2 separate regions of the Homo sapiens genome follow, and region 1 is linked to region 2. A link is a loop called in an ENCODE intact Hi-C map of the cell type or tissue named here. Cell type or tissue: dorsolateral prefrontal cortex. All regions are shown on one strand. Each heading gives the region's core, and the rest is flanking DNA. Links, peaks and the distances in the headings are about the cores only.

The links. Peaks named below come from ENCODE experiments on the same cell type or tissue, not always from the same donor. Only the 100,000 strongest peaks of a DNase experiment are listed, where the experiment ranks them.
Region 1: it touches region 2 in a loop (10-fold over the local background); 3 of 110 quality-filtered maps call a loop at or near these places.

The regions. Positions count from the first base shown.
Region 1 is chr1:66,635,373-66,651,230 of GRCh38, reverse strand. SGIP1 (SH3GL interacting endocytic adaptor 1) reads right to left here. Exons shown (of 25, transcript NM_032291.4): 4 at 15,216-15,287; 5 at 11,398-11,454; 6 at 8,367-8,421; 7 at 7,512-7,687. Among named protein-coding and RNA genes, the nearest start is that of MIR3117, 15 kb to the right of the region's middle. RefSeq lists an enhancer at 1,927-2,096. In dorsolateral prefrontal cortex, for the core only: a CTCF peak has its summit at 6,558; no DNase peak of the experiment used is centred there; H3K4me3 peaks cover 524 bases.
Region 2 is chr1:66,527,271-66,543,128 of GRCh38, reverse strand. It overlaps SGIP1 (SH3GL interacting endocytic adaptor 1), which reads right to left and starts at 8,976. Exons shown (of 25, transcript NM_032291.4): 1 at 8,761-8,976. The coding sequence starts at 8,770. In dorsolateral prefrontal cortex, for the core only: no CTCF peak of the experiment used is centred there; DNase peaks (open chromatin) are centred at 9,058 and 10,068; H3K4me3 peaks cover 4,503 bases; H3K27ac peaks cover 5,000 bases.

The DNA of each region.
Region 1 (15,858 bases), core at 3,554-8,553, 110 kb before region 2:
TACCAAATTCATCACCATGATAAGTTCTCAAAGTCATCAATGAGCTTAAAGGATGACTTTGATATTTTATTGTTATCCTGATTAATAATAGCTATCATTTACTAAGCACCTCTTTTAGACCTTACATAAATTTACTTACAAAGTACTAAGCACCTTATATGCATTCCTTAATTCTTACAAATATCCTATGAAGTGGGCAGTATTATTAACCTTATTTTACACTCGATTAAGCCTTGACTGAGGCTTAAAGAGTTAAGCAATTTGCTCAGGGCTACATGGATAATAAACGGAAAGTCAGAATGCAAACTTAGTTCTGACTTACTCCAGAGCACAGTATCTTAATCAGTAAGGAACAAAATGCTTGTAGTTAAAAGACACCTTCTCAAGGTAAGCCAGAAGGGATTATTGGCTCTCTGAAAAACAAAAATAAAGGAATCCATGGGAGCACATTATAAAAGGAAAAGATCACATCAAAGATTAAACCATAGCATTTGTCTTCTCACTCCCACAAAAGCCATGGGAGCCACAGGTTTTAAGGTACCTGCTGAGCACAGCACATGGTGCAGATGTGTCAGACAGTGCTCCGTGTGGGATTTGGAAGGAATGGAGATGTCCGTATCTGAGACCCTAGGAAGGGTGAGCAAGCCAGGAGACCTAGAAATGGAGGCCAGGGGGAATGTGGGCTGCAGAAAACCAATCAGGAAACTGAAGTGAAGACAGGCAAGCGTTTGAACCACAAGAAAAATTTCAGCTTCTGGTTGCTACTAGATGTTGTTTTCTCAGACTGTTCAGTATTTCTGGTATTAGCTCTCAGTGCCTGCTACATGGAAGGTGCTCAACATATATTTTGTGAAATGATTTGAAGGGGGAGTTAGAAATAAAGTCAATTATCCATGATGCACAATGAAGTGTGCCATTGTGAATGTTAGCCTTCAATAAGTCTCCCGAAGAAGTACCATATGTATTCAGGGGATGTTGATGGTACTCAAAACAATTTAGGGATACTTCCTTCTGGAATTGTCTTCAAAAGGCATCACAAAAAACACCTTTTCCCAGTTTGATGCTTTGGGTAATTAATGGGTAATTAATTACTGGTCTTGGCTCTAAATTACTTTTGGAAATTTGAGTTATTTATCACTATTAATGATATTCTTTAAAATGTGCCCTAGGCTCTATAGCAATGAGACAATCTTTACATGTAGCTTCTATTAGGAGTACTTTACATACATTAAATCATTCAACCCTCAAAATAGCCCAATGAAGTAGGTATGGGAGTCACCCCATTAATAGATGAAGAAACCAAGGCACTGGGTTTTCAACATACCAAAAGTCATCAACTAAAAGGAGGTAGAACCCTCTTGTTTGAGTAATTGGGACATCATTGGAGTAAGTGTCATTTCTTTTTCCCTCAAATTATCTTAAAGGGAATTGTATTCAATTCAATTCAATTGTATGTTGAATTCTGACTTTGGTTATTTTTTTTGTGTGTGTGCATGTGTGTGTGTGAAGTCATATTTCCTTATAATTAATTCCTGCACTGATTATTTTATTTAGCCTCCTTCAAAAATTATTTTACTCTTTAAGAACAAAGCCTTTTCTTGTATGATATAATGGAGGTTTGCTTCTACCCTAAATGTAAAGAGTGTGGTGTAAAGGCAAGCAAACCACAGAACTGTTCGTGTTGCATCTGTCTCTATCTCCTCCTTTAGGGAGAGTGGTCTTTACACTGCACTAGCAGAAAGAGATGACCATGGCAACAACCACCCTGTAAGGTAGCTGTTTGTTTGTCCCATTTCAGACAGAAAGAAACTGAGACTCTCACTGAGGTTTAAGTACCTTACCTAAGCAGTACTGCTAGCAAGAGGCTGAGGTCAGGGCTGGCACTTTTCCCACTGTACCTCAGTTCCTTCAGGGGGTATGTACAAAGTTTCTGTTTGTGTTTAAAGAGAAATCAACCATAATTGTCCAAGATGGAGAAAACTAACTTAAAAGTAGTTCCTCTAAAAGGCAGATCAGATTTGGCTCAGAATTAAAGTCTGAGACAGGCAAGAGAATTCCAAGCTGCTTTAACAGAATTCTAGCCTCGAGATGTAGATACATTTTAACCCAGGACATGAAAACACAGTATGCTGTTAGGTCAGAAGGCTGAACATGGGGAAGCAGAGCATGACCCTCAAAAAAGGAGAAGTGGTTTTTTTAAAAGAATCTAGGTTAAGTAATGAAGAAATGAACAATTGCAGAGTACCAATTACACATCATGTACTGTTATTAGGATCTTCTGCACAAAAAGTCCTTAAGGATTCTTATCATCCTTCCTTTACAGTGGCAGAAATGGAGGATCAGAACAGTTATGGGGCTTGTCTAAGGTTACACAGGTAGAAAGTGGTCGACCTGGGCTGGGGCCCAGGACAATCTGAATCTATGTGATATGTGCCTTCTGTTACTACACACTGGCTTGTGATTAACCCAAAATTCTAGAACAAAATATTTAAACAGATAGCCAGAAAGCACTTGGAAAAGAAGGTGATAACCCTAGGTGCCAGCGCAAAGAAACAGGGCAAACTGAACCTATCACTCTCTCTGATAGGGTTTCTGGCCTGGTAGGTCTAGGCAATGCCATAGACACCCCAGGTCTCTCAAACGCAGTGTTGTTCTGGAAAAAAAGAATGAAAATATGTGCCCAGGATTAGGGCACAGTTAGGAGAATCATTGTGTGGTGAACAAAGGAGGCTGAAGGGTGTTATCAGTGGATGGTTGTAAAACTGGAGGGTGGTGACATGCCATGGTTCTGTGTCCTTAGCCTGGTTCCATTCATGTATTTGTTCACTCACTCACTCACTCACTTGCAAGCATTAATTGAATGGCAATGACACACTAGGCCTTATGTCAAGAACAGAGAATTTGGGATGGACACCAAAATGCACCATGCAGAATCTTCTTCAGAAGGTTTCCTTGCACCAGTTGCTGGGAGGGCTATTGGCAGCCTTCAACTGTCAGCACCTCAGGATCTGCCTCAACTGCAGAGAGCTACCTAACCCAAGGGCATGCCCCTTCCTAGTGTGGCCCACATCAGAGCACTGACTGGTTGAGCAGTATCAAGGTTATTCATCTTAGCCAAACTCACACTAACTCTGAAGGCTCCTACTAGTTCCTGAGTTTCCCTGGGATCAGCTCAGGCTGTTGTTCGTTGTGTAAAGCAGCTCAACTTCTCCCTCTGCCCACCCCACATCACAGGTATTAAGTCCAAGGTCACTCCTTAAAAAACATCTTGCACACTGAACTTGGAGTTGGAGTCATTCTGCTTCATTGAAAACTCACTGGTAAAAGAAGGGGCTTTACCATTTGTTCATCCTTTAAAGAGTACAACTACAATCAAGGACAAAATTACATATTTGGTTTAATAAAAGGAAGACTTTTCTTTCAGCAATGGAACAGCCTGCCTTAAAAAACAGTGAACCTGCATAAACAGAGGGACACTGGAGTGTCTCTGTTCAACCTGTTGTTAGCTAACAAGCAGCACGGTATCACTAGTATTTATAAATTAGTGATTAGAAAATTATTTTAGAACATTCTGGATTTAATAGGTACTGGGAATATTTTAAAACATATATGGGAAGAAATCCCGTTTCCTAATGAACTCTCTGAAATAATCTGAGATTACTTAATTCTAACCTTAAGATGCAGATACAATATAATTCAGGACCCAGTGGAAGAAACTGTCAAAGTCCACCAATAGCCATTTGTTCTTTTGTCTTTTAGTAATAAAACCCCGAATGTTAGCTGGCTACTACATGTTTATCTAGCAAAACACTACATTTTCCAGACTCCCTTGCAGTGAATGTGTCCATGTGATTAAATTGTGGCAGTGGGATCTGGGTGGTAGTGATGCGCGCAACTTCTGAGTTAAACTCTTAAAGAAAACCACTTGCTTTTTATTTATTCTTTCCTCCATCCCAAGGCTGGTGCATGGAAGTACTTGCAGTGGTAAGGCAGCAGTGCTACTCTAGGAAACGAGAAGCAATAATGCAGAAAATTCCTGGGTTTCTGAATGACCACTGGAGTAAGACTCTTTTACCTCTGGACTGTCTATCAGCTTTGACTTTCACTTGGGAGAGAAAGAAACCACCTATATTGTTTAAGCCATTATTATTTTGGTCTCTGTTAAAACAGCTTAACAAATATTCTAACTTACACAGATGCCAAATCAACCTGACCAGATGGCAAACCTGGGTGATGTTCATTCTTTGCCCTGTAAGCTTGGTATCTTATCAGCAGGCTGGAACATGATAAGAAAAAGAATTATTATCCTTTACCTGTGAGTTAACTCCTGCATTAGCCTTCTGCCTTTTTGGTGCTCTGCCTTGTCCTGGCCAACATTATATTTTATTTCTATATCAAAATCAAGGGCTAAGGCAAAATCTGGACTAAAATTTTGTTTATTTGTCTAACTGTACAATAGGATTGTTGCCAGCAATTAAAATCTTGATTTGTCTTGCTTCTGACACTTTGTCTTGAGAAGTAAATTTCAGATAAGTTTATATTGTATATACATATAATTATATGATTCATTCATTCCTCCCATTTCATTTCATTCGTTAATTTGACCGCCCAATATATATAGCGAAACTATTCAAGTATAATAAAACCAATTCATGATAAAAGAGATCAAATTGGTTATAGTTCATGGATACATATTAACAAATAAATGAAAAGAATAAGTGAGGCACGACTTTATCTTAAAAACTTCAAAAGAAACATAAATCAGAAGTCCAACGTAAACCATTGTTATGAATAATTTATTATTTGAAATTTCCTCATTTCTATTAATGTAATGATTGATGCTTTTGTAGTATAAAAACCATAGTTTAAATAAAATATTCTGATATATCATTAACTTGTGTAGACCCTATTTCCTTTTTAGTGCCTGAAGAAAGTATAGATGTATAATTGTCTGCTCTTTTGGCTGGAGACATGAAAGTCCAAAATCATTGTCATTTTGATCATGGCACCAGCTGGATTTTAGGTTATTTCTGCTTATCTGGCTCTGGAGAGGAAGTGCTGCATATGTCATTTATAAAATATATGTACATGGCTGGGTGCGGTGGCTCACACCTGTAATCCCAGCACTTTGGGAAGCTAAGGCGGACGAATCACCTGAGGTCAGCAATTCGAGACCAGCCTGGCCAATGTGGTGAAACACTGTCTCTACTGAAAATACCAAAAGTAGCCAGGCATGGTGGCACGTGCCTGTAATCCCAGCTACTTGGGAGGCTGAGGCAAGAGACTCACTTGAACCCGTGAGGTGGAGGTTGCAGTCAGCCGACATCATACCATTGCACTCCAGCCTGAGCAACGGAGCAAGACTCTGTCTAAACAACAACAACAACAAAACTATCTATATCTATATCTATCTATATTTACACACGGGTTATCAAGGAGAGGGCAAAGATTCTAAAGCCAAGAATATGTTTTCAGTTACAACCTCTCTTTAAACTCATGTACATCCAGAAACCTGCTCACCTTTTCCTAAAGTAGTAACAGCTCACTCTTCCACACCAACTATGAAAAATTATAAATATTTAGGAATCACAAAAATAGGAGATCCAGGTTCTCACATTACAGGGAACAAACTGGAGGTGTGGGTGCAGGAATGGGAGCTGAGGGTCCCTTGGTCTGTGGCGTTGTTGGTTTGCAGAAACAGAGTAACTCCGAGGTCACTCTCTCTGGGTGTCTCCATCTAGTTTTCACTCTGCTTCCCTTAACATTTTTTCATCAGAATCTTAACCACATCATGTCAATATATTTCCTTAAAAATAGATGTTGAGAAGAGCTTAGAGTAAACCACCACATTTTGCTGCATCCTTAGCAATGTATCTGGTTGGAGGAATAGCTACCAGAAAACTTAGGCATACATATTCCATTCAAAAGAGGGAATCTCTTCCTTCCTGGATTCAGCTACATTCCGGCAAACATCCACTATGTTTCTGGGACTGTGCCGGTACATTTGCTTTCACATAAATGTGTTCACTTAATCCTCTGAACTTGCCTTCTTTTACTTACCCCAGGTAGCTTCCAAAGGGCCAGTTTATTACACAGAGAACAAACTCAGAGAAGTGAATAAAATAAACTGCACAGACATGGCTGTAAACTGGTTTTAGACATTTAAGGAGATTTTCAGTAAAAAATATTATTCAGTAAGTGAAAAATAATTTGAAAGATGCCACTGAAAAGTGAAAGAGTGTGCTTTTAAAATACCACCATTACTAGAACTCACAGGCCAATATGTAACTTTAAAATCTGCACCTTCCATTATAGAAGGAAAAGAAAACTAATACATTTCATGCTTCCCTTTTCAAGAAGACATCTTAAAGTAGCAGGGGAGTATATGATTAAAAATCACCTTAAATATTATTTACTGTGGTTAGTTTCTCTTAGCAATCATTTTGGTTGTTACCAACAGTAGTGATCAAGTCCATTATAAGCATTAAACACTAAAGAAAGCGTCATTATAGACACTTTTCATCCCAGGGAGGCAAAAGTTTATTCTCAAAAGATGGATGATTACAATTCATTTAGAAAGGTTAGTTGAGATGTTTCCTGAAGCATCTCGAAAATGGTTCAGCATTTATTAACTGCTCTGTTCAGGGGGAATGCTGTACGAGATCACATCTCTCTAAAGAAGATGCCAAGAACACATTAGCTGCCAGTTTGAGAGCCTTCATCTGTTCCTCACAACCATTTTTAGAAAACAATGGTGGCATTTATCAAACAGAGAAAAGGCTGTACATGTTGGAACCCAGAATTCAGCAATTAAAGAAACTTAGTAGCTGGGAATTGGGGAATGAAAGTGCAAATTGTGCAAAAATAATCTCTTTTTTTTTTTTACCCCAAATCTTAGCTTGTCTGTAGGAAAATACCTACTTGAACAATATAAATAGGACAATACTTATATCTGAGGTACCTTAAAGATGAGATTATTTAAGTCAATTTGATAATACAATAGAATGAAGGATATGAGTTTTAAATTTGATTTAGACTATGATTTGGATTAGTTTTTGGTTTTAGAGCATAGCAATACAAAAAATAACCAGTTTCCTTCCACGTATTTTCATGTGGTGTATCATAAAAAAGGAAACTAAGATGTGTTTTTAAAAATCACTGTTAGCAAATCTGTGAACTTCATGTTGTTTCTAGTTGCTAAGTCTGCATGAGAGATAATTCTGGATAATCTTTTTATTTTTTTTTCTTTTTAAAATGCTTGCAGGAAAATAAGTCAAAAGAAAATGTGGTTCCATATATTTTTCACCTTTTTGAAAAGCACAAGGACTGCAATATAAAATAAGTACAATTTTCTCAAGCTAGAATGAGCTTCTTAGATTTATAGAATTCATGATATGGTGACCATATGCAGGCTTCAATTTAAGGAGTTTCTGATTGACTTAATGCATATAGGCAGAACATAGCCCTGTTCAATCTCACTAAAGCTTAACACACACACACACAACACTCACCACTGGTGATGGGGAAAGTGCGATGTTGCCTATTGATGCCTTCAATTCATCTACAGTTGCAGCATTCTTAAGAATGTCTTTAGATTGCAATGGTTTAATCTTGATATTAAATTTCTTATGTGATTCTTCTTCTTCTTCCGATTCACTTGAAGAATAAAAGTGCTTTCCTTTGGTAGGTAGAACACAGTTAAAGATACATAACTCTTTCTTCTACTGGGAGGCAACGACTCCAAGACAAGAGCAATTGCATATAGAGACAGCAAAAGTATCCTTAGATGGCAGAAAATCAAAGCAAAACATACAAAAGTAAAGGAGGAAGGGGTTAGAATTTATTCACCTTTCCTCAGAACATGATCAAGGATGGTGAATTTCAAGAAGCAATGGTTCTAATATCCTACATTTTTGCTGCAGTTGACCATTTGTTGTGTCATACTCAGCACACACAGACAAGCACATGTGAGCTTACTCATCTACAGAGAGAGGAAGGCTGCTTTATGAATGATCCTCGATGAGTTTTAAATGCATCAGTGTGACATGCTTTGCCCAGAGTTGAATTGTAGGGAGAGGACAGTAAGAGCTATTTTCTAGTCACTGTAAATGACAGTCATATCAGGGATTAGCGTTTTTTTAGCACGTTTTTCTCTTTCTCCTCTCTCTTTTCTATGAATAGATTAAGGCAAAATGCCTGCTTGCTAGAGCTCAGGGTGTTCTCAGTGCTGTTTATTCATCTCTAATATTAGGGATAACAGGACTTGTGAAGATTCGGTTATTTTATTACTTTTGTAAAATCTGAATTTATCCTACTGTTTTCTGAGAGTGAATGAAAATTAAAATAAAAAAATAAAGAAAGGATATAGCCGGGTTCCTCGGGTCTGATGCTGTAGCCTTCTTCATCCAGCTCAGGTGAGTTCTATAAAACACAAGTGCACATGAAGTAATTATTATCCTAACAGTGATCAAGAAATTATTTTTTTTCTAGAGTCTTCTATTTAAGGATATAGAAAAGTCTTTTCTTTTAGGAGATGAAGTTTTTACTTTTGGAAGTGAATTCTGAGCAATATGTTTAGATATTTACTCAAGGATACTTGGAGAGTCCTCCTACTGGGAAAATAAACGAGGAGGAATCAACTGTCAATGAAAGAAAGCATTCAAGCAGAATTTAACATGCATTTCCTGTAAGCCAAGGACTGTGCTAAGCAACATGGGTGATAAGAAATGTAGATTATTTGTCCTCAGGGAAATTGAAGTGTGTTTCGGTAGGTAAAAATTAAAAAGAAAATACAAAACACAAAACACCTGTGTTAGACAGGGTTCCAAGAAAAGGAAATTAGTGAGGTTTAAAAGAATCAGGGAGGTCTTTATGGGTCTTTCAGGACAGACAGGAGAGGGCAGAGTAGGAGCTCCTTCTAGGTGGTAAGGAAGAGCCTGTTCAGAGACACCAAGATGGGAGTGGACACTGGGTGACTCAGATGGGGAAACAGAGGGGCAACAGCAAGGATGACATGGCTGGAGAAGAAGCTGCACAGCGGGAGATGGGGAGATGAGACTACGGAGGCCAACAGGCCAGGGGAAGAGTTTGGACTTGAGGTAGCTACTGCAGCTTCTCAGCTAGGGTGGTGCATACTGAAAGCAGAATCTTAAGGAGTTCTGGAAGTATGTTCCAGGATAGCCTTGGGGCAGAAGAACTGGAGAAAGAAAAACTAATTTAAAACATGTGCATCGATTCAGGCAAGATGTGCTAAGGATATGGATAGAGTTATTGGTGGGATGGGATGAATCAAGGATGTTTGAAAGGATGGATTGCTGGTTCTTGGTAACAGATCAGTCAGCCATAGGAGAAAAAGCAGAGGGAAGGTTAAAGAGGAATCCAAGATTTCTACCCTCAAATTGTGGGAGAGTGCTGGTACTCCCAGTTGAACTAATTCTAACAGCAGACAACTAACATTTTTTGGAAAGAAGCTGAAAACATAAAAAGGCAGTTTGCATTGTTGGGATTAGAATGATCATATTTGGATTCTTATTATATGGTAAGCATTGTGACCCATATTTTACCTCACTGAGCCACATAACAAGCATATGTGAAAAGAATTATCCCATTTATCAAGGGGGAAAATAAGAGAAATCAGACGCCATTTCTCAAGGAAACACACCCAACAAATGTCAGATCTAGGTTTTGATCCCAGGTGTTTCAGACTATACCCTATGTCCTAGAGGGGAGGAAGATGAAGCATTTGTAGGTGGCCCTGTTGAAGTTGAGGTTATAGGTCTGTCAGTGAGAGAAGGCAGAGTTGGAGAGTTAGTTTTGGGAGTTAATAAAGCAGTAAAAATGCCATAACCATGGAGAAAGAAGAGGGTCTACATACCATGGAAAAAGCCCCCATTAAAAAAATCTTTTTTATTGTCTATATTTAAGGTGTACAATATGTTTTGATATGCATATACATAGCAAAATGACTACTACGGTTAAATTTACATTTCTGTTACCTTCCATAGTTGCCCTTTTTATGTGTGTGTGTATAAGAGCACTTAAACTCTTAGCAAATTTTTAGTACATTAGATATCTAGACTTCATCTCACCTTACTGCAAATTTGTACTCTTTGACCTACTTCTTCCATTTCCTTTCTCTTTCTATCCCTGCTGACTACTTTTCTACTGTTTCTATGTATTTGACTTCTTTTTCTTTTTTAAGACAAAGTCTCTGTGTTGCTCAGGCTGGAGTGCAGTGGTGCGATCTCAGCTCACTGCAACCTCTGCCTCCCGGGTTCAAGCAATTCTCGTGCCTCAGCCTCCCATATTTGGCTTCTTTTTAGATTCTGCGTATAAGCAAGATCATACAGTATTTTTCTTTCTATGTCTGAAACTCACCATTTTTTTGAGCATTTATTGTGGTCTTCCTCTTTTCCTCCTTCTTCAGTTCTCAGAGTTGCTTTTTTTTTTTTTAATACAAGTGTACTGAGGTAACTTACCTGCTAAAAACCCGTCCCTGGCTTCTCGCTGCATTTAGAACAAAAGTCAAGTGCCTCTGTGTAGCCAATAAGGCCCAGCAGGGCTGGCTCCTGCCCCTCTCTCTAGCTTCGCATTTGTAATTATCTTCCATTGATCCCCTCTCAGCCACATGTTCTCTCCTTCCCAACATTTGTGATTTGGGTGCTTCAAGCACTGTCTCATTTCAGGGACCTCATCAACTCTGTTCCCCCTGCCTGCAATTCTCTTCCCCCAAATGTTCAGCCTGTTAGCCTCTATGTATATGTTAGGCCTTTGCCCAGAGGTCACATCCTCCCTGAAGCCTTTCCTGCCAAAATCAGGTTGACTTGCCTCTATTCTGAAAGCTTCTAAGAAGTAGAACCAGGGCTGAAACACCCAGATTTAATATTAAAAAAGCATTTTTTGAACAAATACTACAGGCTAGGCAGGTTACTGAAATGTTTTGCAAATAATTAGCTCCTTGAATCCTTGCAACAATGACACGTGGTAACTACTGACTTCTTTTTTGCTACCCAGCAAATAACTACTCCAAGGCCACACACAGCTGATATGTGTGGGGGCTAGATCAGGGTGTCCAATCTTTTGGCTTCCCTAGGCCACATTGGAAGAAGAAGAATCGTCTTGGGCCACACATAAAATACATTAACATTAACAATAGCTGATCAGCTAAAATAAATAAATAAATCACAAAAAATCTCATAAAGTTAGACAAGCTTGGACAAGATCTTAAACCCAGTTCTGACAGACTCTATTGTTCTTAGCCCCATCCTAAATATGCCAGACACTTCCTAATGACATGGAGAGCATTTCGCTTATTTCTAAGTCCTATTATAAGAATGCCTCAACTCATTTTTAAACTGTAAAATACTTAATAAAGAGAAACACTCTTCTGATACTCACATATCTTTCCCAATCAATTTCCGCATAAAATCCATTTGGTGCCCCATTGCTTTTCTTCTGTAATAAATTTGAAAATGAATTTAGAAGGAAAACATTTGAATAAAAACAAAGGGACAAAGAACATTTAACTCTTATCTGCATTTAGCAAAAGCTATCAAAATCCAGCACTGGAAAGACATATTAGAGCAGTTTATTAAGGAGCCACATTTGTGTAATGGAATGGTAAATCTAGCTGCTGTGACACTGCATAAAAGGGCATATGTACTTATTTCACAAAAGATTGTAGGATACTGAGGCACAGGGATATTAACGATGAACTGTTCAAATTTTATTCAATTACTGAAGAATTAGCAGCACCTTTATTGTAATGGAATCCTCTAAATCTACAGGAGATATAGCCGTGTATATATGTATTTTAAATGGTAACACTTTTACCTCCATGCTGCTATTATATACAATTAGTTACAACATATTCAAAGAGTACTCATCCAAGTCATTAACTAGTCTTTTAGCATTTTAGCACTCAATTTTTTTGTAACTACCCCCTTGATAAAACACAGAGTAAGTCAGCTCTAAATCAGTTCATTCAGTTCCTAGTTATTAAAAATAATGTTTTTTTCAAATGGCTTTTCTTATCAAATTTTAAAAATAGAATTTGAGGATTAATGGTGGATTTTTGTCACCCATGTGATCTGTGCCTCCATGAGCACGCATCATTGCAAGTTTACTGGATATCAGCACTACTCTCTTCTTAAAGTTTTCTTTGTCCCCTAGTACAACCATGACACATGGCCACAAGCACTTGAGCAAAGATGTGGCATCACCCAAATAGATATTGCCAAGATTTTCTATGTCTTGTGAGCAAACGACAAACACAAATCACGTTGGTAAAGGAGGGTTCATTCAACATTCTTATATTTAGCACATGGAGCAAGGGTATGTCACTGCGCATAGCAGATCTCAGAACAACACACATCAAATGGTGACGCATGAGGCTTGGACACAGGACCTCTAATTTTGCAACAACAAATAAAGGCCACTTGAACTGCAATGTAAACAACTAATACCCAATTTGACAAATGGGTGGAGAAATTAGATTTTTATGTGTGCACATAGGATCACTAGATAACCCAGAATAATCGTTATCATTGAATAACAGTGAATATTGACTGGGCATTCTATGGACTAGCAGGGCTTTGGCAAGGGTGAATAATGCACAAGAAATAGATAATGTGTTCATCCCCTCTTTCTTCCAATATACTACCACTGCACTAGAATTTACAAATATAAGAACTGGGCCATGCCTCCACAGACAAGCATCCATGGACATAAGGTCTGTGACCATCTCCCTCTTTGTCCCACTTCTGACATAGATTATTTGTATGCAGACTACATCATTTTAATCTTCCCATATAATTGCCTTCATTGAATTAGTGCTTCAGTGGTATTTTTTCTACTTTGAACAAAGGTCTTTGTAAAACCTGTCATACGAACTCTGCCTATGTGTACGTTACGAAGCCACTGTTGAGAACTGGTCCATTACATAATGTACCACTTAATAAAAATTATTCTCTCACTTGGGAATAGACAGGGCTCCTATTTTCTCTTTATCATATTTACTTTCTCTTTTAATTTCTGCTTTACCAGTCTGTTTGTATATGACTTCTTTGCAAAGTGCTCCACTCCTTCTTAGAAAGTATGTATAATAAACAAGTTCAATATAGACATTTAATTTATATTGATAGGAGATCAAAAGGACTAAGCAGATTCCAGAAAAGTAAACTCATGAATTTTGTGATCTAGGATTGTTACCCAAAACCACAGATTAGATAAATTACTGAGTTCAAAATTTTCAAAGTTCTACAGTTTGCTTCCATGATAATCTCATCTTCGTAACTAAGGCCCTTAAAAACCAAGATGGCTTATATGTTCAGCTAAACAGTTTATATATATATATATTTGTGTGTATGTATGTGTGTATGTATATATGTGTGTATGTATATGTACACACATATATACATACACACATACATACACACACATGCATATATATAAATAGACATACACAGATACCTATACACACACACAGATATATATATATACTTGTTTTTCTTTCCTTCCTGACAACATATATCTAATACTGTAGAAAGAAAGCTGAGTTCTAAATTTGACGATCTAGGCAGAGTGAAAATTTCCCAGTTTGCATGAAAACCAAAGGAAGATTGAGATAAAGGGAAAACAAAACTTGTAGAAATTTTTTCTTCAAAAATAGGGACACTTTAAAAACGAATACTAAAAACAAACAACAAATCATAACAATACATTATTTTTGGCAGATATTCAACACACACACACACACACACACACACACACACACAAACACACACACACACGGCTTTATTAGAGGAATTTGGTCTCAGTTATGCCAGTGGATTCTTACAAATATCTTTGGTTTCCCAAGTGAAAATTATCAAGTTAAAGTTAGGCCAGAGCCTGGATGGAATTCTTCTGGCTCAAACCCAAGAAAAAAACAATTCTTTGTTGGTTTAACCATTGAGAAAGGTGCAACTGTAGTACTAGTAATAGTGAAGATAATGAGTCTATTGATTTTCAAATGGAAAACTTTCAAGAAGAAGAAGCAAGGAAGAATATCAGTGAAGTGGGGAAACACCACTTAAAAACCAGGCTTAAGAGTAAAGGAAATATCAGTTAGGCACCAACATATAAACAACGATTTTTCTCTTGGAATTGTAATTATATAGATTTTTACCTTTTCCTTTTTTTTTGTATTTCTTAAAATTCAAAAATCCTACCTTAACATAAGTAACTTCTATAACTTGAATATGATTATTATTTAAAGATAACTGAGACTCACAGTGACGCTAATCATGTCTTCATAGGTATTTTACTTTGGTTAGGCATACATTATCTGTTCTTAGATAACATGATGGGCTAAATAGATAAATATAGTGACAGTTAAGTTCAATTATACATTCATCAAAATTCTCAGTTTCCATTGGGAATGCCTCTGGCTTTCAAGGTCAGCTCATGGCCAGGTAATGATCCTTGGGTGGGGCGTGTTAAAGGTACATGACGTACTGCCTAAATATTATCTTTTCTCCACTGTGGTAGACCTGACTCACTTTGTAAATAATTCTATAGAACAGCACGGCCCAATAGAAATATCTGTGAAGATGGCAATATTCTACCTGTGTGCTATCCAAGATGGTAGCCACTAGCCACAAGTGGCTATGAAGTACTTGAAATGTGTCAAGTGCAACTGAGGAACTGAATTTTAATTAAATAGTCACATGTGGCTACCATAATGTACAACACGGCTATAGGTACTACAGAGTTTGGGCTAGGGTCAGCATCCCCGACTCAATGTCCTTTGGTCAAATACACTGGCTCCTACAGATCAAGTTTCTGCCAAATTCCTGATGTTATTGAGACAGTGCTTATCCTAAGAAATGACTACTCAATTTATGTGGTGATATTTCTATTATAGCCAAAGGCTTCTTTATAGATAGTAGATTCTTTTTAAAATTTGAATTCCTGTCCTTTGTCGATGAAACAGGTAACACACATCTTTTATGTGTGATCACTCTTTAAAAGTATATTCAGATGTCAGTCCATAAAGTCTATATGGTTAATTTAAAAATTGGCCCCAGACATTCAAGAAGTCATTTGGAAATACCTAAGAGTTTTCTTAAATGGAGTAAATGAAAACTACTGTGTTTTCCAAATTTTAAATTGGGATTTTACTCACTGTTTTTTATAACCCTTTGGAAATTTTAAACTAAAATCTGTTTCCTTACCGAAACTTTTTTTCCTCCTTCACGCGCACACTCTGCTTTGCTATTGTAGGGTGGTTCGTGTGGGCTGGGCTGCTGGAATTGATTGTTTTCATGTAGAAAAAAGTGGTTAAAAGATCTGCTTGTTCTTCAAGACACATATAAAGAATTACATGGAGTCAGCAAACATACCATAGAAGAAACCATCTCTAGGCCAAATCATACGGCCTACCAATCTTGGCAGGGTTCCTTAAGCAAAGAGTGGACTTTGGGGCCCATAATGAGGCTCTATTCAGCAGGCCAGCTTGGTTAGGCCAAGAGAAGAAGGGAGGAGGAGGAAGATATGTCCCAGGCACTAGGGACCATGTGGATCTATTTCTCATACAGCCAGCATTTAATTTACACGTAGAGAACAGGCACAAGGACACACAAGAAGAGACTGAATAAAAATGTTTGTATTTCTAACCTAAGTAGGAAAAGTTCAGTTTAGCCTGGATCAAAGCCTTCCTGTGGGTCACAAATACATACAGCACACACAGCTGATAGCTCCAAATCTGTGCCCTTTCCTGCACACCTGTTCAGGGTGATAAAAAATGACCTTCTCACAGCAAAGGCTATGACCCTGATGTTCCAAGTCTATGTGTGGAGGGAAACTGGAACTGCTTGG
Region 2 (15,858 bases), core at 6,023-11,022:
GCCCACTGGGATAAAATCCTTCTGTGTGAGGTGGCCTTCTTCAAGTTGATGACTGTTCTGAAAGATCATGACCTGATAATAAAATTAACTTGCTTAGTTCTGAAGAAGGCTTTTGAAACATCCAGTCAGATTTAAACAATCTGCTGTTTACTTGCCAGTCAGAGACCTAGGCCAAACACTTTGGATATGAGCAAGATTTTCCAGTTACGCCGTTATACAAATAAACAGCACTTAACTAGGAGTCAAGCCTGGCTGATAAGTGCTGGTTCTGCCACTAGTAAGGAGGTCACCTTGAGTGTCACTTAACCTTAGTGGGCCCTAGTTTCCTTCTGTTTAAAATAAGGATAGTAACACAAAAGTCCCTCCTTATCCAAGGTTTCATTTTCTGTGGGTTCAGTTACCCACAGTCAACAGTGATCTGAAAATATTAAATGAAAAATTATAGAAATAACCAATTCATAAGTTTTAAATTGCACACCATTTTGAGTAGTGTAATGAAATCTCGTGCCATCCTACTCCATCCTGTCTGGGACACGAATCAGTCCTTTGTCCAGTGTATCCACGCTGTCTACACTACCTGCTCTTAGTCACTTAGTAGTCGTCTCAGTCATCATATTGTTGCATATCGCAGTGCCTGTGTTCAAGGTCAATGGCAGCCTAACGCTGTGTCACAATGCATACGTCATTCACTCCACTTCATCTCATCATGTAGGCACTGTAACATCTCACATCATCAGAAGAGAGGTGCATACTGTATAACAAAATATTTTGAGACAGACACCGCATTCACATAACTTTTATTACAGCAGATTGTTATAACTGTTCTAAATTTTATTATTCGTTATTGTCGCCAATCTCCTACTGTGCCTTATTTACAAATTAACTTTACCATAGGTAAATTTAATTTTACCTGTGATAAAGGTAAAATGATCATAGGTAAAACTGATACCTACTGATTGATATCTATGAAGGTATATATATAATTATATATATAAATCATCTTTATCTCATATATATGTATAGGAAAAAGCATAGTGCATATAGGGTTTGGTAATATCTGTAGTTTCAGGCATCCGCTGGGGATCTTGGAACATATCCTCTGCAGATAAGGGAGGATTACCGTACTTATTCTTTCTACCACACAGAGACATTGCACGAATAAAATATGTACATGCTAATGTGGTATCATATACTAGACTCCATGCTTCTGAAGAAGGGGGACATTGTTGCCTTGTGTTTTGCTGCCATTTCATTGTGCCTAGTACAGCAACTGAGATATCAGAAACACTCCAGGTGTATCTGTTAGATGAATAAAGCATTTTTAAAACTTTTAAGCATGTGCAAATGTCACATAATCTTTGACAATGCCCTAAATGAGCTCAGTATTTTCCTCCTTAAATTGTTTGTTAAAGAGAAGAAACACAGGTAACTCCACACAAGCTTTCAAAAATCCTAAACCACTAGTCCTGACACATAACAGAAGTGGATATGAACCAAAAATAAAAATGAAAGTTTTTGGTATACACCAAAAAACATGTGAGTAGATGTGTAATTTTGATCCTGGAATGACACTTTCATGGCATTTACATCTTTTCTGTGAAAATGTTCAAGCCTAGAGTTGTTGCTGAGCTCTCAGCTGTAACTTTGGGCTTGGAATGGTGAGCTAAGACAAGGACATGACACTCATTCACTTATTAAATGTGTGAGAAGAATGAGCCCAAGGGGCACTGTCACAAGACATTCACAGAACGGGTATCTGAATGCTAGACTTCTGAATGCTCACCTGTCACTTGATCCATGGATCACATAAACTCATGCTGACTGACTTCTGCAAAAGGATGCCCACATGGGCAGACATTTTAATCTGTTTTGTTCACTACTGAGCTTATAGCACTTAGAATAATGCCTAGTGTGCATTCGATACAGAATATTTGATGAATAAATAAACAGTTCCAGACTAGGAGTTGCAGAAGAGGGTTGCCATAAATGCACTTTTTGTGTTCCAGTACAGCAAAGAGGCAAAAGTAAATTGTGGATGCAGAATAAACAACATAGAGAAAAATTAAACTAATAAAAGGTAGATAGTAATGCATTTGAATTATTTGTGTGTCAGGGATGAATATATTCTGAGGTGAGAGGAAAAGGAGTCAGTCATTAGAATTCAAACCTTGGAGGGAGTAGATGTGAGGAATCCTAATCATTCAGAAAATGCCAGAGACTGTTAGAGCTGGAAGTTCTAGAGGTATGGCACATCAATTATCTCATTTTGTTTGCAAGGAAACAGAGCCCAGGAATGTAAAGTAACTTTCTCATGGCATACAGCCAGGCAGTCACAACACTTAGACTCAAACTCAAGTCTGACTTCTGGGTTCATGTTCTTTCAACCAAAAAGCCCAACTGCATAAAATCAGCTAACACATTGAGCTCCTAAGATTAACAAATTCTTCAATCAGGAGTAATTTGCATCTGAAAAATCTCATATTCCATGACATTGCCACTGTACACACAAATACACCGAACAACATTACACTCGTTTACATTCACTCATTTATTTAAAAATACTTTCCCACATTCCAAGTCGAACCTGCTGGCTTTATAAGCCACCATTTTCAGGCTTGGTCATAAACCAGAGAAAAGGAATGAGAACCCAGGAAGGGAAAGGTGGGATGGAAGAATGAGAAAAGTAGAGAAAGGAAAGGCAGAAATGCAAGGAAGGCAAAGGAAGAGAGAAAAGAAAAAAAGCATCCAGCATACTGACAAAACTGACTCTGGGAATTCTTTGAATGGTGGTGCTACAATGTGCCTCTTTTCATTATGAAATCATTTCCTAGGAGCTCATCACCAAAACAATTCAAGCTCAAGTACATATTTTCAAATGAACTATTTCTTTTTTTTTTGCATCTCAATATATATTATCTATTTCTCACAATTTATCACTGCAGAATATTGTCTTATTTCCTAATTGTTTCATGTTTATTGATTTTATTTCTCCAGTGAGAATACATATTTGAGCATTTTTTTCTTACGTCCATCATAATGCCCAAAATAATACCTAATAATGAATAGTATACAGTTATCTGAGCCATTTATATCTAGTTTTGTTCACTTATTCAATTAATAAACATGTTAAGTATTTATAGTGTGCCAAGAGCTAAGGATACAGAGATGAAAATGGTAGACCAGATTTCTGCCTTCGTGGAGCTTACATTTGAGTGAGAGATTCAGCCCATGCACTGAAAGCAACCACAAGCCATAAACACAGCTCTGAGGAGAGAGAGCGGGCTGAGATGGACTCAGTAGCCCAGGATATATGTTTGAGATGACAAGGATGATAGCAAAGGCTGCCTGAGGAGGTGACAGTTTTGCTGGGACCACAAGAGAATTGGTAACTCCATGACCTGCAAAAGGAGTGTTTTAGGCAAAGAAAAAGCCCTGAGGCATGAAAGTGTTTATTCTAAACATGAGGAGGCAGGCAGTGTGGCTTTCAGTGTGAGTGAAGTATTTGATGAGCCTGAAAAGGCACAGCAGGCCAGAGCATGCAGGGTCTTGTAGCCTATGGATTTTAAGAGAAATGGGAAGATATAGAAGTTTTCTTAAACAAGGAAGTCATGCCATGTGAAGTATTTAATTCTAGATGCCTAATATCTTTCTAATATCAGATCTTTCTAATATCCTGCAGATGTAGTTAACCAACATACAAGTTCCAAGAATAGAGGCCCATCGCTTCCCAAGTCTAAATACACTTCCCCAGTCTCTCTCCCATGGAAAGCTTGCCATTATGTGCCCACACCTACATTTGGTAGTTAGCACACAAACCTGTGAGACCCAATACCTCTGCCTCACACCGTACTTTTTCCTGCTTTTACTATGCTCCTCAATTCTGTTCTACCTATGACCTCTTTCTTATTCAGTTAATTTCTCCAAATGGGACTTACTCAGACACATGAGCCCAAATTCATAATAATCCCTTATCATTTTTCTCTCTTCCAACTCCTTTAGAATTATCTCAGCAAATTCTCTCTCCCACTTTTAATTCAGTCTGTGAGTTTACATCATGACTTTACTCATAATTTAAAAGCAGTTTGTATGATAAAATTGAATTGAGAAAAGATAAGCCACAAGTATGAGGGTAAAATTGAACATAATTGAAAAATCCAGTGTCATGAGTATCTAAAACTTCTGAAAATACCTAAAGTATTTGATGGTATTCTGAAAATACCTTCTAATTTTTTCTCCAGCTCTTCATTGTCCTCCAATTAAAGCTTCTTTCCTTCAAACAGCAACATCCAAAATTAAAAACACATTTAATGCCATAATTTTCTTCTATTTGATTACTATGGGAACCATACTGTTCTTTACACATTTTATGGCAAATATTTGCATGTTAGCTAGATATTGGGTTAATAGCCTTTGATGGACTTGTGTGAGACTCTATTATTTGTATCATTATTCCTATGGGAAAACATGTTCCAAGTAACCAGCTCACAAACAAACTTTCAGGAACATAAAAATTGTGAGTTGGTAACTTCCTGTACCTTGTTTATTTGAAACATGGATAGTGTATGTGCTACATCCAACAGAAAGAATGATCCAGAGTCTTCTAGTATGGTTTATCTAATTTAATTTTTTAAAGACTCCATATTCTTTTTAGAAGTATAAAGATGACCCCTGACATTTGGATGGGAACATATATATCTAAAGAGGTTCTTTATGATACAGAACACTGGAGAAGATGAGAAATTACACAGGTGATGGAACATATATTGGAATCTTCTATCTGCATGTTTAGATTTTCTAAAGTAATTTCATCATTTAAAGAAGAGAATCAGTAGGAAAATTAGAAGCATTCCCTTTAAAACTTCTTAACTAAATACAAAATGAACAGCTCCAGCTTCAAGATGTCTTGCTCTTTTCTGACCAAACCAAAGAATTTTCCAAATGTTATTTTAGTAAAACTCTGTTTCTAGATAGGAAAAGAAGAAGTTCTTAGTGTTTATAAGGTTTATTGCAACAACAGAAGTTTAGTTACTCTTCAATTATGCAAAATTTTTTAAATAATGATTTTGGACATAAAAGGCATTAATAAGAAGTTAAAGAGTATAGTTCTGTCAATATTCATATTTAAAACAGAGAGACACAGAATATGCAACCAAAGGCACTACAGCCTATTTTTCAATTAGGTTAACATGCCCAACCTGATGCAAAGCAAAACTAAGAGGTTCCTAGAGGGTCAAAAACATGAGCTTTGTGGTTAAATGGATGTAGGTTCAAATTTCACTCCACCATTTTTTTGCCTCAATGCATTATTTTTACTTTTGAAAGGTAGAAAAGGACTGAAAAAAGCACCGTATATACAATATACTTAGTTTCAGGTTATTATGAGTAGTAAATATAATAAAATATATTAAATTATCCTGAATATTGTAATTAAACCCAGTAAGCCCTTAAAAATATTTGCTTGTTAATTTTTTAAATTGTCATATAAAATGAAACCATTGGCACCCAGAAACTTATCTTTCTAGTATAGCACCTAAGAGCCTGAATATGGAACTAAAAACGCAAAACGCCTTCAGTTGGGCCTACGTGAACAAGGAAAGTACTTTCTAGACACCCTCACAAATAGACAGATAGCCCAAGAAACTCTGACTTAGTTCCAGTTATCTTAGAAAGGATAGCTAAAGAATGCCATTTTCAAACTTTAATAATAATATATCAAAAAATAGTCCTTGAATAGTTGCCCTAACCACATAGACTTCATTGTAAGCTTAGCCAATATGTACACTCCATAGTTAATAATTCCCTTTGCTCATCATCTTTCCTTTCATATTTATACTACAGAAGGCTCCAGATCATGTGGCTTTCTTTAGAAAAGAAACAACTCAATGCCAACCACTGCCAAAAGATAAAGTATGCAGGAAGCAGCAAATCAAGTCCCCTAAAATATGTTTTTTAATTAAAATATGTTAAAAGAACCATGGAGCCACAAACCACTAATCACCTGCTTGTGGTCCCTGGGGAATTATTTCGTTGACTTCCACAAAATTAGGATCACTGAGGAGGTAGTAACATTTATCATCTATGATTGGATGGATTTCCAATAGGCATTGAATGAATGGAGCCTATATCCTGTTCCACACAAACAAAACGTAGTTTACTATGACCCATTCTGCTGAATATTTGTTTACTCTTGCTTTACACAAAGTAGAGAAGTGCCTTTGAAAAGTTGCCATGGCCATGCTTTTTCTGAGCAGCAGACTAAAACACTTTAGCAATATAGAAATGTACAGCCACACGAGTGCAAATATATGTTTTCTTCCTTTCCAGAAATGTGTTTGGGTGGATGACTCTGTGTGTGTGTGAGACACACTAGTTCAGAAGAAATATGATTTTAACTAGATGTTTGGTAGCACATTCTCAGAGTCCACTAATGTTTCAACGAAGAGCTGCCATGACAAATTTGGGGTGCCTTTTATGAGGTTCCTTATCTTTCCAAGGTTATTGTGGTAGATGTACAGAGGCTGGCAATCTCTAGAGATGAGTTAAGTTGAAATAATAATTATATACCACACCTTCAGAATAAGAGCAATTCAGAGGTGAAATTCTGCCATGCAATACCAGAAACATGAATGTATATTGCCAAAAAGACTGTCAACTAAGTTGGAAGGCAACTGATAGCAAATTGATTTTTGGTTAAACTCCTATTTGCCTTTCTAAGGTCACCGAACTATTAAGATAATAAGGCTTAAAAACATTTAAGTAGGAGCTATGGGTAGAAATAAATGTTAATTTCATTTAGCTATTTAAGCCAGTGGGAACACCTGTCCAATTTCTCTTGCAAAAGATCTGGTGAAAGACAACTGTATCCATAGTATAATTCATACTAATTCATACCAGTGCTAAGATAACATTGTTCATTAGATAAATTTGGCAAACCCAGAGCAATAGTGCTAATTCAGCTCCAGCACAAGTCTTTGTTGCAGTTCTCATTTTGGTTTAGGCAGCCTGGATAAGCTTATCACAGAGCTTTGAACTGACATTCTTGGATGGCACAATAGACCATATTACCAGGAGAATCATTCATGAGCATCAAAAAACGTTACAACCTTCAAAGAAGATACTTTAGTGCCATGGTTTGCAAGGCAAGAAGTGAAAAGAAAGAGCATCCAATTCTCTATGCAACACTGAAATCTAATCAGAATGTGTGCAGATGCATTTTTAAGAAAGCTATATGAAGTTGAGCTGGAGAAATACAGTACCTCTACAGGCAAGATATTTTTTCTGAAGAAGATAATCCACATGAGCTTTTAATTGAAAAGTGCATAAATAACACTCTGTCTTGCCTTGTTATTCAAAGATTAAATCAATTTTGAATTAATGAAAATGATTTAATCTGAGAGTGTTAGCAATCTCAATTTATTTAGGCCTGGATTTAAAGGGCTAGCTTGAGAGCCTTTTGCAAACAAGACTCAGCTCCATAACAAAATCATACCCAACCTCTCTTTTAAGGCTATCTTCTAAAATCTGTGGGTTTTGACTCTAGAATTCTTCACTCCCCCAAATCACATTAACAATGTTTGACATGATGACAGGGAGAGCAAAAAGAATTCATTTCTGCCAAATAAGTACAGGCTACACTGCTGTTTTTATGAAACCTTCCTCCTCTTATTCCATTTTGGTAAATTTCTAAGGAATAGTTAAAATCCGTAGGACAAACCTTGGCTTAAGAGGTGGCCTCTCTGCCATTTTCATGGCTGATTTGAGACCCATTATGCACTCAATTCTGCATTGTGAAATCCAGGCTGGGGACAAATTTCTGCCTGTCATCTTAGGAAAGGCCAGGAGTTTTGCACCATCCTATAGTGTGAAAACAGAAAATCAAAGCCTGCATAGAGCTGCTTGCTTCTTTCCTGATCAGCTTGCTGCTTTTTGGAGACAATCTTGGCTGTCACAGTGTCAGACTGGGAAGGGTAATTTAGCAGAATAAAATATAGTTTAAATAGCATCTCTCCAGGGAAAGTTCCTCCTTACACTCAATATTGAATATGCGAAAAGATCATCAGCAAATAATCATTTGATACTTGGCTAAAATCCATTGGACAGGGAAAGCATTTAGGGAGCACAAAATTCTTTTTTAACCTGATAAGACCCCGAATCAGGAGGCAAGAGGCCCGGATATTTTCCTTATATTTTTCATTCTGTTGCAATGACATTCTCATACAACTACAGTTTATGGACCAAATTTGCTGCCCTCCCCATCCCAATAATATGATGTAAACTGCAGAGATAAAAATACCTTATGAGAATTTTTACAATTTTAAACAGTTCACTGAAAATGTCTGTATGGATAACTCTGTTAATGACCTCTCCTGTCTAATGTCAATTTCAGAAAACAAGTTTCCATTGTAAATGTTTAATCAGTGTAGTCCCAGGAACCCAGAACAGAAAACCTTATCTTCTCGCCCAACTTATTTGCTCTGCAAGCTCTTTCCTAGCTCCATCTCAGCTCCCTGCAAACACTTTAGGCTTTTCTCTCTCAAAGGAGCTGGGAGCTCTGTAGGTTCTGAGCTAGGCAGCAGCCCTGTGGTTTGATTCCATTAGTCTGAGCCCAGATCCACTGCAAGCAAACTGCAGCATTTCTGCTTGCAAAACATTGGCAACCAGGTTCTAGAACCGCCACATACACTGGCTGCACATATTCTTTAATGCTGTTCTGCCCAAACCTTGCCTGAAGCCAGTCAACCATAGCAGAAAGCATCCTACCTTCCATCATGGTGGCAGAATTGCATTCCTTAATTTCCAAGGAGTCTGAAAAAACACAGGAGGATACGATTCCAGGTCCCAGCTAAGTCCTCACCACGCCGCTGCTGAGGTCTATTCCGTCCGCTGTCAAAGCCAAAGGAGATAAGTGTTAAGCCAAAAGACAGGCCATGGATGCTGCTGGTGCTTCTTCACCTACAGGCAGGCTACCAAGAAGATGCTGAGAGAAAGGGAGAGGAACGGCAAGCTGGCCGAGCTGCACCGCCTGCGCTGCCTCGGCCAATCCCTTCAGCTTTGGACCGCGTCACATGGTAGCCAGCCTGCATCTCCTGACACAATACCCCCGGAGAGCACACAGAACCTATTTCCCGTCCCCATTCCCCTCCACCCCCATCGCCTCCCGCTTGTCACCAAATACACAGCCCCTTCCCCACCTGGTGACGCACTTCCCCCGCCCCTCCTCGTCGTCTCCTTAAGCTTACAGAAGCGGCTGGGTGCCCGAGATTAGTTATCAAGGGCTGCCACCTTAACAGGGGACTCTGGCGTGAAAGCAGCACCTAAGTGGCTCGCTGCGGAGGGGGTTCTTTTCTTTTTCTTTCTTTCTTTCTTTTTTTGTTTTTTTAAGAAAAACTTAATAATTCCGTGCAGCCGGAAATCTTAGCAACACACTTCTAAGCTCCCATTCCGGTGTCCTTTTACCCTGAAGGAATTCCAAATGTCAGTGTCTGTGGCCTCCGTGCACATCTGTGCGTCTCTCTCTCTCTCCGTCTCTCTTTCTCCCCTCCCATCCTTCATTCAAGAGAGAAAAATCAATCCGACTGACGTCACATCATAAACATCCCCAAAAGGATGATGCAGAAGAAATTTCACCCCAGCTGCCTTCGTGAGAGCCAGGGAATTAATTGCGCATGACATGCTGAAGGGCTGGGAACTGTCATTAAAACAAAGAAACAAAAGAACCCACCCGAGTGGGGCTCTGGAATCAAACTGGCAACGCTCGAGATCGTTTCTGGGGCGGGAGGCTGGAAAGGGGAGCAGGCAGGGAGCGGAAGCCTGAGCCCGACCAAAGACAGCTGTGCACGCCGGCTCCCTCCCACTCCAACCTGGGCTCGCCGTCCGGGCTACAGACGGGACCCTGCGGGGCGCCCTTCGACGACCGAGTTCGAGTCCCGCCGCCACCGCGTCCTCCCCGCCGAGCGCACACGGGAGCGGCCTCGCTTCCCCAGGTGGGGAGCTTTTCTCGCAACCGACTGGGGCTGCAGCTGCCAACTGCAGTCTCTGTAGGAAACAAACTTTCTCCTAAATGACACGTTTCTCCGCGACGCGCCTCCTGCATCTGGAGTCGCCTTCAAGCCTATTCATTCACCCAAGTGGAAACCTGGAGGGAGGCAGTTGTGCCTGGTTGTGGCGGAGCCCAGGGTTTTGAAGCTGCCAGGAATGGGATCTGGGGGCTGTGTAGTTGCCTAAGTGGGAAGTTGTGTCACTGGGCCCGGTTGGGTTCAGTCTGTCACCTGACTGCTCTCCAGAGACCATGGAGCCTTTCAGAAGGGCCCAGCCCTGGGGGATCTACGACCCTTGGTTCCCTTCAAGAAAGCTCAGACAGCGAAGGAAGAAAAGGGCAGGGCAGCCTATGAGAGAGAGAAGGCAGAGAAAAAGGAAAGGAGATGGGAGGAAAGGGAACGCCTTCTTTAGAACTCAGGAAAAACAACATCAGAAGTGGGCATTTCTCCCTGTATAATCTCACAGTATGACCAGGAGAAAAGCTGTTACAATAGAGAGCAATTGTGAGCATCCAATGAAAATGTACTCAAAATAACTGGAAGAAGATGCATGGTATGATCAGGGTTGAGCCTGTAATGTATTATTAATCATTTCTATTAGCAATATACTCATGAACTTTTTCTATTGCTCAGCCCTGGACATGGCCTAGCTCTTTCTACCAAAGCAAATATGACGTACTGGTGACTGACTGAAGTAGCATATTAATAGTTGAAAAGCAAAACACAGCTCCTTAGCAATTTAGAAGTTTTGAAAAACCCATTGTTCTCCCTAAGGACACATACTTCAGTGGCCTCTAAATTTTAAAATGAAATTCTTCAGGGAGATACAAATACTTGTGACTTTTTTCTTATGTCTCTAAGACAGTTAAATTTTAAAAGGGGAATGAATTCCTAAGTAAAACCTGCCTTGAGTACAACTTACACTGCTCTGAAAACTGGAGGGGTATTATTGCAAAAAGGATTGATTTGTGTGTGTGTGTGTGCATGTGTGTGTGTGTTTAGCAAATGTTTTGTAATGATTAAGAACATTGATGGGTATTCGTGTCAAATAGATGGGCACCAAGTTTTGTTTGTGCCACATAATGAGCTCTGTGACTCTGAGCAATTTATGTAATTCTCTGTGCCTCACAGTTTTCTTATCCTGAAATGGAGAGAATAATAATGCCAAGTTAATTGAGCTATAAATGGTAATAATAACAAACCTGTATTAATGGCTTACTATGTGCCAGACAGTATTCAAATACTCTGCTAGTAAATTACTTAGCATTTTGTCTGGAGCATAATAAGACCTGCATGTTAGCTTTTTAGTATTAGTATTATTACTACCAAAGGGCTGGCAGATGCATCAAAGAAGTTTGCAGCCAACTGGGAGTTGTACCAAATGCACAGAGAACAAGTTAGTGAAAGACCAGGTGATGCATCCAAAGATGTAACATGTTGGAGATTTCTGAAAGGCTGCTAAGTAGGAAATCAAAATCTAATGAGGTTAATTAGGAAAGACTTTTTTTTTTTTTTTACAGAGGTGAAATTTCAGAGTTCAGAACTTAATTGGAATGGGCTTGAAGTGGTAGTTCTAAAGAATATAGGGAGTTGTAAGTAAGAAAAAAGTATCATGTAAAATCTGGAGGTGAGTGCAAGCACTGAGGTGCAGGAGTGGGGGCCATTGTTAGGATGTAAGGGAAAGGTGGAGAAACCCAGGCTGCCTGCCTTCTTCCTCCCAATGTAAGTTTTACAGTGTGTTAGAGCAATCCTCTCAGATAGGTTTGGTATGGGTACACTTCAAGTTTTTTTAGACTTGCAGCAACTATCTAGAGACAGCAAGTCAATGGAAAGATTCTTTTGGTCAATGACTATTTATAGGAAAAGCAGAAGTTTGTAGATATTGTCAGAAAGGGATGTGTATTTCAAGGTGGTAAAGCTAATCCCAAAGGCTAAACTTCACCGCAACTTCATCAGTTGTGTGTATTTTATCCTTTAAAAAGAAGATGCTATTACCAATAGCATATCCAATAGAACATCCAATGAATGAAGTTCTGTTTCAATAAAATTTGCTCAAATATGTAATCAAAAGAGATTATCCTAATTGTGGTGTTTTCTCATAGGTTTTTTTCTTTTTATTTTCTTCTTCTTCTTTTTTTTTTTTTTTTTTTTTTTTTTTGAGACAGTCTCACTCTGTTGCCCAGGCTGTAGTGCAGTGGTGAGATCTTGGCTCATTACAGCCTCCACCTCCTGGGTTCAAGCTATTCTCCTGCCTCAGCCAACTGAGTAGCTGGGATTACAGTCATGCCCCACCATGTCCACCTGATTTTTTTTTTTTTTTTTTAGTAGAAAGGGGTTTCACCATGTTGGCCAGGCTGGTCTCGGTCTCCCGACCTCAAGTGATCCACTAGCCTCGGCCTCCCAAAGTGCTGGGATTACAGGTGTGGGTCACCATGCCTGGCCTCTCATAGGTTTTTGAAAAAAAAATTGTTTTGATCAAGAACAAAGACAATACTTTAGGTTGTGGTTCAAATTTTATCACTTCATCGTATAATTTTTGCTTGCCAGCAAGGGCAAAGGAGAATATCTAGCCTCCAAAACCATGGAATACTTTTTGCAATTCTGAAATGAAAGTCAAATGGTATATGGAAAAGATTGGGTAAATAACTGACTTGCATCAAAGTGCAAGAATTGCTCAGGAGTTCAGCTCAGGATGTGAATGTCAACCCAGATCATACCAGGCTCTGATATGGTACTTATGACTGGTCCAAGACCAAAAACTAAATTGCTGAAGTCACTAGACATTCAACATTTTTTCTAAAATAACATTTGTATGGTAGTAATGGCTGATTACATAGTGTTTCAGAATGAAATCTTATTATATTCCTACTATAAAAGCTGAGCTTCTTCACTATCTCCCAATTTTAGGTTGAAGGGGAAATTTGTTTATATTTTAGAAAGAGAAAGAAGACAATGAGAATTGAGTCACAAAGAAAGGAGGAAAGAAAATTAGCATTAAAATATGGATCCAGATTTGTGTATGTGTTTGTGTATCTCCAAGGTAGTGCTCTTAACATGACAATTGACTCTGCCCCTTTTGCTATCCCCACTGAGGTAATTCAGTGAATGTAGATGGAAAAATATGTTGCCCAAGTCCTGGAAATTGGCAAGACTGAAAAATTGGAATTCCATGAGATGATATAGATGAAAAAGAGATACATATATTTGTGTGTGTGTGGGTTCCCATAGTTACTCTATTCCTGGCTGAAATAAAAGAACTCCAACTTCAACTAACATGGGCAAAAATGGAATTTATTGAGGTAGCTCATAGAATTATAGCAAGAACTGAACAGCTGAGGGAAAGCAAGAACCAGGACAATCCAGGAAATTTTGTTACCTGAACCAAGTACTCAGAACTCTCTCTGTCTCTTCCAGCATGTCATCTCCTTTTCTCTTACTAATTTTTCTCCACATGATCAGGCCTGACCATTAGCATCCTCTAAGCTCACCTCTTCACAGATTTACTAGGCTAGATCTCCTTCAAAAAACTTCCAGGGAAGGACTGTGGTTGACCTGGCTTGGATCATTGTTCACTTTTCAAACCAGTCACTGGGGGCCATGTTGATGAGTTCTCATGATAGATTTTTTTTAAACCAAAACTTACATTGGACTGTCATATGCTGACTACTGTGCCTATGTATGTGTGTGTGTGTATATATATATATGTGTATATATATGTGTGTATATATATGTGTATATATATATGTGTATATATATATGTGTATATATATGTGTGTATATATGTGTGTATATATATGTGTATATATATGTGTGTGTGTGTGTGTGTGTATACTATATATATATACACACAAGTTTCTATGGCAAACAGAACCCATAATATGATTGTATCCAGAGAGAAACCAGCAGAACCTGTAGTCATGCTCCTGTTTCCCTGGGGGGAAGACTCTATGTGCTGGCCCACTTATGCCAAAGACAAGACATGCCCTTGTATGCTTTTCACCCATTGGACTATGAGCATCCCAAGAGCCATGTGTTCATAGCTACATGAGTGCTGAAGGAATTTATATCAGCTGGGAGTACTGCTTAATCTAGACCTACATTGATAAAGATAAGCAGTAACACTGAATCTATGAGAAAATTCAACAGTTTCAAAAGAGAAGGAAAATAACTACAGCTCACTGAAGCATAGGAAATGTCCCCACCGAGGCAGAGGAAATGTGGAGAACTTGAGAGGCATTTTTCAAAAAATCTGTTTTTTAGTTTTGATATAATTTCAGAGATACAGCAGCAATAAATAAGAGCAGATTGCTGTGATAAAAGAGCATACTGAGAGCCAGAAAGAGTGCATGGAAGTAATAAAAACATTCTCATTAAACATTTAAAAATGTTATAGCTATAAGCAGTGATATAATGGGTACTGCCAAGATTGAACATTGATAGCCCAGTGGCTATGTGCTTGAAGCATAAACCTACAACAACAGCAACTGTCCCAAGCATAGTGGAATTCTTTCTCTCTTTGGAGAATCAAATCACTCCGATGCAATTTTGACAGCTCAAGAAACTGGAAAAAGAGAAAAAGCTCCATAAAGCTTCAACTTATGAATTATAAAACATGACAAAAATAATTAAAAATAGAATATAGCTCAATCTTACTTATGAATATTGATACAAAAATTGAAATAAATGACAGCCAACATAATAGAGCTTTTCAAGAACATTGTATATTATATTAGACTTTACTCTAAAAGTAAGAAAAAATAATTCAACATTAACAGTCTACTAATATAATTTACAATATTAAGCTTTTAAAAAGAAGCATATAATTGTCTTCATAGTTGCCAAAAAGAGATTTGATAAATTTCAACTTAAATCACTCATGAAATAAATAAATCTTAACAAAGAAAGAGATATAAAACTTCCCCAGGATGGTGAAAATACATATCTTGACCCCAAATAGGCCATTTTTTAAATGGAAACATAATGAAAACATTTTCATTATCAAGAATAAAAATAAAAAATAAGACAATTGTTCTTTATCATCACCGTTATTTAATATTTAATACTATTTTATGGATGCTAGCCAAAATATTAGGAAGAAAAATAAATAAAATTGTGTCAGAGACAGTGGTACATGCTTATCACACCACTTTCTCCATCTGGATACACAGGAAGACTGTATTTGTCAGCCTTCCTTGCAGCTGGATGGAGTCATATGACGAAATTAAGGCCAATGGAATTTTTCAGGCCTGGCCTTTACAAACATCCTGCATATTCTCCATACCTTTCTTCCCCTTCCAAATTTCAGAGAGCTGCCTGGTCCTCATCAGACTTTGAATGTGTGAGAACTAAACCTTCATTATGTTAATCTCTATATTATGTACATAAACATTTACATATGTATGTATATTATACATGTCTTAGTCTGCTTGGTTACTATAACAAAATGCTATAAACTGGGTAGATTATAAACAACAGAAATTTATTTCTCACAGTTCTGGTGGCTGGGAAGTCCAAGATCAAGGCTCTGGCAGGTTGCGTGTCTGATGAGGGCCTAGTCTCTGCTTCCAAGATGGTGCCTTGTTGTTGCATCCTCCAGAGGCAATGCTATATCTCAGATGGCAAAAGCGGTGCAAGGGAAAAAGGGCTGAATGTTGTGTGGAGCCTCTTTTATAAAGGCCTTAATCTCATTCACGAGGGAGGAGCCCTCATGGCCTAATCACTTCCTAAAGTCCCAATCTCTTAGTACTACTACATTGGAGATTAAGTTTCAGCATGAATTTTTGACAGGACACAGACATTGTGTCCATAGTAGTAACCAGTA